3 separate regions of the Homo sapiens genome follow, and all the other regions are linked to region 3. Evidence: chromatin contacts called from ENCODE Hi-C or POLR2A ChIA-PET data. All regions are on one chromosome and are shown on one strand. Each heading gives the region's core, a stretch centred on a gene start or an enhancer-like site at or near the end of the contact. The rest is flanking DNA. Distances are from core to core; before and after follow the strand shown. Region 1 has its middle 52 kb from the start of TBC1D9. Region 2 holds the start of SMAD1 (SMAD family member 1). Region 3 overlaps GAB1 (GRB2 associated binding protein 1).

Region 1 (2,987 bases), core at 186-2,685, 2.6 Mb before region 3:
GCACTGGACAGCAGTGTTTAAATGGTCAACTATGGTTGGGAGGGAGGGGGTTGAGGGACCAGAGGCTGAATATTGTAGTTTCAACCAGAGAGAGTCATACATCAAAATTGTCTGTAGAGCTTTTTAAAAATAACTATGCCCGGTCCCCATCCCAGATCTGTGGATTTACAGTCTCCAGAAATGGGGCTGGGGAGTGTGCACTTTATAAAGCTCCATAGAATATTTTGATACTCTATGATTTAGAACTTTGTGTGTAGGGCATGAAATACTGAGGGCTTGAGCAGGGCTTTTCAGAGAATACAAATGTGGGAATTAATAAGGAGGTATAATTTTCAGGACTTGGCAACCGACTGGATGTGACCCAGATGGCAAAGAGAGGTTCTACAGATAGCGGTATCTGTGATCGTCCACTAGACCATTTACAACCTGGGCAGAACTTTTGTGAAAACTGGATAAAGTCACCTCCCTAAGCATAGAGCTTGGCAAGCTGAGCCAGGTGCTGCCATCAGGCCATGGGTTCTATATGGCAGTCCTGGTTTCCCACCTGGAAACAGGAGGTCCAGGCAGCATAGGTGAGCTGGTTAGCAAAGACACTGGTAGATTAAGTTTGGGTCAAAGTGTGTTGGGTAAGCAGGAAAATATTCATCTATCCTCAGGTGTTAGAGCAGGTAAGTGGAAATCCTGTTTGTTGAAGACCAAGGATTGAGCTGGGAGATATTGGCGTAGTGGCAGAGCTGAAGATCTGCATTGTTTGATACAGTCAAAGGGAAGACTGCAGATAGAAAACAGAGTTCTCTGTTACTCGAGTGTAACTGGTGACAGTTAAATTAAATGTACTGGGAAGAAACAATCACTTAGAAAGTAACCAATGATACAACAAAATTCCCTCCATAAAACTTAAATGTTATTTTCCGGAAACTTTAGCCTAAAAAGTAGTAGGAAATTCCATGGTGGGGTAACAGGTTTTATGGGAAAAGTAGGACAGAAGAACCAACCTTGGCGGAACTTATGAATATTGTCACATTTTCTAAACTCAAACAGTGGAGGGCATACTAACTAAATAGACTGTTAGTAGCATTAAACCCAGCCTAAGTTAAAGGGTGCTGGACAGCTAATCGCCGTGTACCACCTCCTGGTTGTTAGACTCTACAGGATTTCTTCCCCCATTTAATCGAGATGGTTGCAAGTTCATTTTGCATTATTGCAGATAATGTTTATTTGCATTTTAAGATATGTTTACTTTATTCCTGTTCTACTCATGTGTCCAGTCTTCTCTGATTTGGAGTTGTTTTCTCCTGCTTCCTGGAGTAACTTGGATATTTGGAAAGGAACATCTGCACAACTGAGAAGATTTTTTTTTTTAAACTCGTTTATTTATGCAGAGGGTCATGAAAACTTCAGCCAAAGAAAGCAGAGCATTGCAAACTGTTAGTTCCTCTTAGAGGTTTCAGTTCTCTTCTCCCAGAAGATAACAGCTAATAATATAAACAACATTCTTTCAACATTTCCATCTGCTGAGTGTTGGGCTCAGAGTTTTACATATGTTGTGCTATTTACCCTTACAATAACATTGTAAAGCAGGTGATACTATCATCTCCATTTCAGAGATGGGGAAGTTGGCTCTTAGCCTAACAAATTTGGTCAAGGTCAAAGCAGTATCATTAGTCAGTGGTAGACATAAATTTGAACGCAGATTGGGCTAACCCTGAAGCCCTAAATCTTCTCTTTTAGAATTATGGTAAAAGACACATATGTTAAATCAAGTTTAGCCTAAAGCTGCCTCCTTACGTATTTTAAGTTCAGCCTAAAGGTTTTGCTGTACATTGTAAACTATAACAAGTGGAGGTGTAAACAGACCATAGCCTACAGTTGTGCCAATCACCAAGTTTTGGCCAATGAAATGTAGCCAACCGTTCGAACGGTGTTCGAATAAGGCAAATGCAGACCTGTAACCAATCCAGCTGTTTCCGAACCTCCCTTTCCTTATTCTGTCCATGAATCTTCCACCACGTGGCTGCCTGATTTGTGAATAGTTCATTGCTCAATTAAACTTCTTTAAATTTAATTCAGCTGAAGTTTTTGTCTTATCACATAGATTTACCATCTTAACCTTTTTTTTTTTTTTTTTTTTTTTTTGAGACAGAATCTTGCTCTGTCGCCCATGCTGGAGTGCAGTGGCATGATCTCGGCTCACTGCAAGCTCCGTCCCCCCGGGTTCATGCCATTCTCCTGCCTCAGCCTCCCGAGTAGTTGGAACTGCAGGTGCCCGCCGCCACGTCCGGCTAATTTTTTTTGTATTTTTTTAAGTAGAGACTGCATTTCACCATGTTGGCCAGGATGGTCTCTATCTCCTGACCTTGTGATCCGCCTGCCTCAGCCTCCCAAAGTGCTGGGATTACAGGCGTGAGCCACCATGCCCGGCCCCATCTTAACCTTTTTTAAGCGTACAGGTCAGTGGCATTACATACCTTCACATTGTTTTGCAAATATCACAACCATTCATCTGCAGAAGTTTTTAATCATCCCAGACTAAAACTCTGTACTCATTAAACAACTCTAAATTCCCGCCTCTTCCAGTCCCTGGTAACTACCTTTCTACTTTCTGTCTCCATAAACTTGACTATTCTAGGTGCCTCATATAAGTACAATCATACAATAGTTGTCCTTTGGTGTCTGGTTTATTTCACTTAGGTTCACTTAGTTTTAGCACTTATAAGGATTTCCTTCCTTTTTAAGGTTGAATACTATTCCATTGTATGTCTATTCTACATCATATTTTGTTTTGCCATTCATCTGCGGATTGGGTTGTTTACACTGTTCGGCTATTGTGAATAATGCTGCTATGAAGATGGGTGTACAGGCCGGGTGCGGGCACGGTGGCTCATGCCTGCAATCCCAGCACTATGGGAGGCCGAGGAGGGCGGATCACTTGAAGTCAGGAGTTTGAAACCAGCCTGGCCAAAATGACAAAAACCCTCTGTCTACTA
Region 2 (2,821 bases), core at 66-2,565, 2.1 Mb after region 3:
CTGAGCATTTCACATATGTGGAAGAATACAATGTGTGGTCTGTCTTCTTTCCCTTCACGTTTTGAAAGGTTATCCATGTAGCATGCATCAGTATCAGTACTTCATTCCTTTTTATGGCTGAATAATGTTCTCTTGTATGGGATACTTTATACTATTTATCAAGGGAGGGTTTTCAACAGAGGAGTGGCCTGATCCGAGTGGCATTTAACAAGGTTCACTTTCCTGTTGTTCTAAGGAGCAGAGAATGATCAACTGCGTCAAACGCTGCTTTTAGGGAAAATAAGATGAGGCCCACGAATTGACCAGTAAGTGCTCAAATAGGTTAAGGGAAAAAGGAATTTAATTAGAAGACATATTCTGATATACATTGCTGGGAGTGATTTTTTTTTTTTTTTTTTTGCTTCATGTGAAATTTATTCCTCAAAAAAAAATCATTTTTTCTAAACGTAACTCAACATTATAGTAATTATGCAAGATTTTATGCAGCTTCAAGAGTTAGCCAAGAGAAAAGTTGACTCTTGCAAGAAGATATTTTCAATGTCTATGCAGATCAGGTAGGTAAGAGTTAAGTGCGGGGGAGTTGGCATCATCTAAAAGACTGTAGAAATTGGACCAAAAATGTGGAGTTCTAAAGCAGTATCTCCTTATGGCATGCCATTATTTGGAGCAACAAGGTTACCTACTCGAATCACTGGATCCTGAGTTGACACAAAACGCATCTGTTGACTCAGGGTTTGTATAACCACGTGCAGTATTTACTAGGCTATCCAATTCTGGGTACGTACAACTTCTGGGGCCTGCAAATTATTGGAGAGTGAGTGAGGGGCAACGAAAGATAGACATAAAAGGGCGCGTCTCGAAAGGTAACTGTCAACATGCACTCCACGTTTATAGAACGATTCAGTGGGCGCGGTGGAAGCGTTAATGAACATTTCAGAAAATAAACATATGGAACATCGAAATTCACTTGCAGATAATGGACTAAGTCCGCTCCACCGGGACTAAAAAGGCAGGGTTAGGAAAGCCTGAACGCCGCCACACTGTTTTTTCTCCAGGAAGAAACGGGGCGTGGGGCTGCCGGTAGAAGGGGGTGGCTCCGGCCGCTCCCCCGCGCCGTCCTCCGGCCCCGGCCGCGCTGCGCTCACGCCGGCCGGGCCGGGAATTTGGAGAGGATCCCTGGTCGCGCGGCAGCGGCGGCGGCGCGCGGGTGAGCGGGTGAGCGTGTGAGCGGGCGGGCGGGCAGGCGAGTGCGCCGGGTATTGGCAGCTGAGGAGTGGAGGCTGGGCAGCTCCGACTCCCTGACGCCAGCGCGACCAGATCAATCCAGGCTCCAGGAGAAAGCAGGCGGGCGGGCGGAGAAAGGAGAGGCCGAGCGGCTCAACCCGGGCCGAGGCTCGGGGAGCGGAGAGTGGCGCAGCGCCCGGCCGTCCGGACCCGGGCCGCGAGACCCCGCTCGCCCGGCCACTCGTGCTCCCACACGGACGGGCGCGCCGCCAACCCGGTAAAACGAAACAGACCCGAACCGAACTTTCCCTTCATGCCGCGTCCCAGCCCTCCCCTCGGCGCCCCGGGCTTTCCAGCGCCGCCGCCGCCGTCTCTGCACGCGTGGGGCCGCCGCGGTCGTGCTGGGCTGGGGGCGCGGGCAGCGGCGGGAAGGGGGCTCTTTCTGCGCGGGGCGGGCCGCGACCCCCCCCCCCCATGATGGCGCCTCCCGTCTGCTCGGAGGAGCGAACCTGCTACCACGTCTTCTCGCGCCCAGCCCGCCGGGCTCCCCTGGTGTCTTTGTTGGGTCTTCTGCTGTGGGAAGCCCAGTTCCCGGGCCCCCGAGCCTCGGCTCCCGGGCCTGACCGCGCTGGGATCTCCCCGGCCGCGCTCCCCTTCCGCGCGCTCCTCACATCTCTCCCGTGCTGCCGCCGGGCCGAGGCCCGTTCGCGTGGCCCGCGGACCCATTGTGTCCCCCGCGCCGGCGGGGCGACCCCTGCGGGAGCTGGAGGACGACCGCTGGCGCTGCTCTCCAAGGCGCCTGGTGGAGCGGGTCTCGCGGGCGGGGGACCCCGGCGCCCCGGGCCCCTCCACATCCCGCACGGGTTTTCTTCTCGGCCCCAGCAAGCCTCTTTGGGGTCGAGGTCAAGGAAAGTTCGCACCGAGATCCCCTCTAATTTATTCAAAGGTTTGGCGGCGGCGCGTAATTTTTTCCCCCTCTTCCGCCTACACCCGCTGCGTCTCCTGGTGTCTCGTTCCTTTCCCTTTACCGGAGTCGATTGCCTCACTGCATGTGTATTCGTGAGTTCGCGGTTGAACAACTGTTCCTTTACTCTGCTCCCTGTCTTTGTTAGTGTTTCTCGGGGTTGTTTCTGTAGGAAGGTGGGGGTGGTGGGCGTGAGAGACAGATGTGGGCTTGTTTTTCTAGTTGCTGAAACTGTATGAAGGCTTTAAAGGGAGAACGTTTTCTTGATGTGCTTTAGGAGGGGAGGAGGAACAAATGCCTGCCAGATCTCACAGCTACAGTAGCTGAGCTTTTGTTTATTTTGAAGAGCATGCAATTTTTAAATACACGGTGCAAGATAACCAGTAAAGGCGCGTTCCTTCTGAAAATTGAGGCCGGTCTCAGAACCATCTCCTGAGAAAGCATCCTTTTCGTGAGTGCTGAGACAACTGTCCTTTTTCTCTGCCCTCCCCCCTCTTTTCTTTCCATTGTATCTGAAGTTTCAAAGTACGTGGAATGATACAGAAGTTGCATGATTTCTGTTATTTCTTCCTGTTGCTGAAACTCTCAGCCGCTAAATCTCAGAATGCCTCTATTTCAGAACATCTCTGGGTC
Region 3 (2,815 bases), core at 314-2,813:
TTATCCTAATGTTCTGATCACCTGTTTCTTTTAATAGACATAGTGGTTGCAACAATGCTTTGATTAGTTCCTTTTTGGAAGCTGGCTTTTGTTGGGGGGAGGGTTTTTGTTTCTTGTATCTTAAACTTGACACCTTGATTCTCATTGAAAAAACTTTCAACCATGTATGGTTGGTGATTTGTTGAAATTTATAACTGAAAATCTGCCACTCTGCTTTTAGTATTTGAAATGCCTTGGCAGGGAGACGTTTTTCTCAGAACAGATCTTTTGGAGGACCTCAGGAAGTTAATTATTCTGGCAAGAAGTTCTTTTTGAACTTTTTTGGATCATTATGATATTATGCTAATTTATCTAAAAAATGGATTCTAAGTTGAATAACTGTATAGTCCTGGCAGATAAGAGCATGTCAGATGTCTTGGCACAGTTTGGGGACAGAGGGGACTTTCCCACTTCTTTATGTAATCCACCATCATAATGTGGGAGTTTTATGAAATTTCTTCTGTTATACAGAAATACTTAGCTTTTTAGGCCGTATGTGCTGCTCAGTGAAAACAAGCTCTGTGTATGTCTGTATATGTTTAAATGAAATGAAAAAGAGAAGTGAAATCCAAGAAATTTCTGGTTTGCAGTGGTGATTATTTTTAGCCACGTTCATGTGTTTTAAACAATCCCTTTTAGGTCTGTTGAATGTAGCTTGGAACAGAACGTCCCATAGAAATGATAGTATAGTACACGTGGTGGCAAAGTTTCCATATTAGCCCTCAAAGATTATTTAACTCATCATATACTCACACGCTTTGCCGTACAAGGGGCAATGATGTATAGCGTATAAAAACACTGTTTAATAATACTCAACCTACAGCAACTTTCAATACTAAGAATGAAATAAAATTGAAAAATTGTAAAAATGCATAAGGATAAATTTTGTTTCTCTGAAAAGGTTGCTTTTGAGGAAAAGTAGTTTTAAAGAGACTTGGTGGTGTGGTAGAAGAACTCCCAGCAGACCTGAAGATGTAGCAGATGTATAGCAGTTTGGGCATCTTGGACAAGTAAATCATACTCGCAAGCCTCAGTTTCTTTTAATGTCATGGGGATAGTTGTGTGGATCAGAGCAGAATTTGTGTGAAGGTGATTTGCAAACTGTAAAGTCCTATGCAAATATACAATATATGTTCTGGTTCTTTTCTTAATTATGAAAATCTTGTATCCTGGCCTTTTTCTTGACACTCATATATTAGTAACAAAAATCTTTATGCTTAGCAACAATTAGTAAGGTCCTATTTCGCTCACAAATACAATAAATGCATGTTATTTTGACCTACATGGATGATAGAAACATTTGCTTTTTTGTGACAGCCTATTGGAACTTCCAAAGTGTCTCTCTCTCTCTCTCTCTCTCTCTCTCTCTCTCTCTCTCTCTCGTTTTTCTAGTCTCTAAACCTCTCTTGTTTTTTCTTTGTCTGAGTATCTTTCTGAACCACCGTCTCAAGTTTCAGGTTATACGACAGAGCTCATACTCCAAGCCCTGGCCTCTCTCTGACCTTGTGCCTCTGGCCTGGGACAAGCTTCACACTGCCAGACTCTGCAGCTGACCCTTTGTATCTCCCAGTAGTCTGAGCAGCATTCATTTGCTCAAGGTCTCACCAGAGACCAAACAGGGGCAGCCTCTCTGGAGAGACCATGGCCTCCCAACAGTATTTTTGATGTCAGTGGCCTAGCCTTAGGCCCCGAAGCCAGGAACTAGATGTGATAGGGGCCAAATCCCCCAAACCCGAGGAGCTTTTCTGGTAGAAAATGTGTTATGAAAAAAAGGGGGACTCAGTGGCCATTGCAGACCAAAGCCTCATTCATTGAGGTGGGGTAGGGGTTGCTGGGGACTACAATTCAGAGTTATATATGTAACAGAGTTATGCATATAATTCAGCAAACAAAGAGGCAAGTTGAAAAGGGTTTATTAAAGTATTAATGTTTGTGTCAAATGTATAAAATTCAGGAAACAGGCAGAGCAATAACATTTAATGTTGGAAGAGGACTTAGAGATACAAAAAATAGAGTTTATTCATTCTGGAGCAGAGAAATCTTAAGCCGGATAGGTTAACTGATTTGCAAGTGTCTCCTGCCTTCCAATCCTGCATCCTTAAGGATATCCTTAAGATGATACATCTGGGTTTTGCGATGCTCTGTTCTCCAGGTACGGTTAGCAGTGATTTTGCATAACTATGTGCTGAGACCCTAGGATCTAACAAACTATAAAGGTTAGAAATGAAATATGAGGTAGCCTACTATATCAGCCACCTCTGATTCCCTTCTCCCACCACAGGGAGAATTAGATTGACCGGCTGATCGATTGCTTGATTGAGACAGGATCTTGCTCTGTCACCCAAGCTAGCCTGCAGTGATCTCCACTCACTGCAGCCTCGACCTCCTGGGCTCAAGTGATCTTCCCACCTCAGTCTCCTGAGTAGCTGGCACTACATGTGCACACCACAGTGCCCGGCTAATTTTTTGTATGTTTTGTAGAGACAGGATTTTGCCATGTTGCCCAGGCTGGCCTTGAACTCCTGGGCTCAAGCTATCCTGCCTTGGCCTCTCAAAGTGCTGGGATGACAGATGTGAGCCACTGTGCCTGGCCAGTAATATGTATTAAGTAAGGTAATTTGTAGGAGCTTAGAGAGAACCAGCAATATGACACAGTTTCTGCTCTTTTGGGGCTTACAATACAGTATTATATCATCAGAGGGGGTCCATTCTGAACCATACCTTGAATTAGGCATTAGCATACTAGATTCTAATTTTGTTTCTTCCATTGAATTTC

What was found. A loop is a pair of places that touch in the nucleus more often than their neighbours do. ChIA-PET counts read pairs that join two places held with the same protein, here RNA polymerase II (POLR2A). Pooled maps may share reads with other maps.
Region 1: a map with no recorded cell type shows a loop between it and region 3 (8-fold over the local background). The contact joins two enhancer-like sites. A Hi-C loop is called at or near these places in 2 of 37 single-sample maps with no recorded cell type and 1 of 50 pooled maps. POLR2A ChIA-PET finds 5 or more read pairs at or near these places in 1 of 52 experiments (OCI-LY7).
Region 2: a map with no recorded cell type shows a loop between it and region 3 (4-fold over the local background). The contact joins the promoter of SMAD1 here to the enhancer-like site in region 3. A Hi-C loop is called at or near these places in 2 of 37 single-sample maps with no recorded cell type and 2 of 50 pooled maps.

Annotation. Positions count from the first base shown.
Region 1 is chr4:140,806,561-140,809,547 of GRCh38, forward strand. No RefSeq gene overlaps it. Among named protein-coding and RNA genes, the nearest start is that of TBC1D9, 52 kb to the left of the region's middle. Within about 2 kb of position 1,436, at least 4 of the 41 ENCODE cell types and tissues checked have a DNase peak (open chromatin) inside an H3K27ac peak, as active enhancers do; they include OCI-LY7, where a contact is called at or near this core.
Region 2 is chr4:145,480,538-145,483,358 of GRCh38, forward strand. SMAD1 (SMAD family member 1) reads left to right here and starts at 1,316. Exons shown (of 7, transcript NM_005900.3): 1 at 1,316-1,501. RefSeq lists silencers at 1,085-1,214, 1,385-1,544, 1,885-1,944, 2,035-2,134.
Region 3 is chr4:143,377,253-143,380,067 of GRCh38, forward strand. The region is part of intron 1 of GAB1 (GRB2 associated binding protein 1); the gene reads left to right. Among named protein-coding and RNA genes, the nearest start is that of MIR3139, 35 kb to the left of the region's middle. Within about 2 kb of position 1,564, at least 17 of the 41 ENCODE cell types and tissues checked have a DNase peak (open chromatin) inside an H3K27ac peak, as active enhancers do; they include OCI-LY7, where a contact is called at or near this core.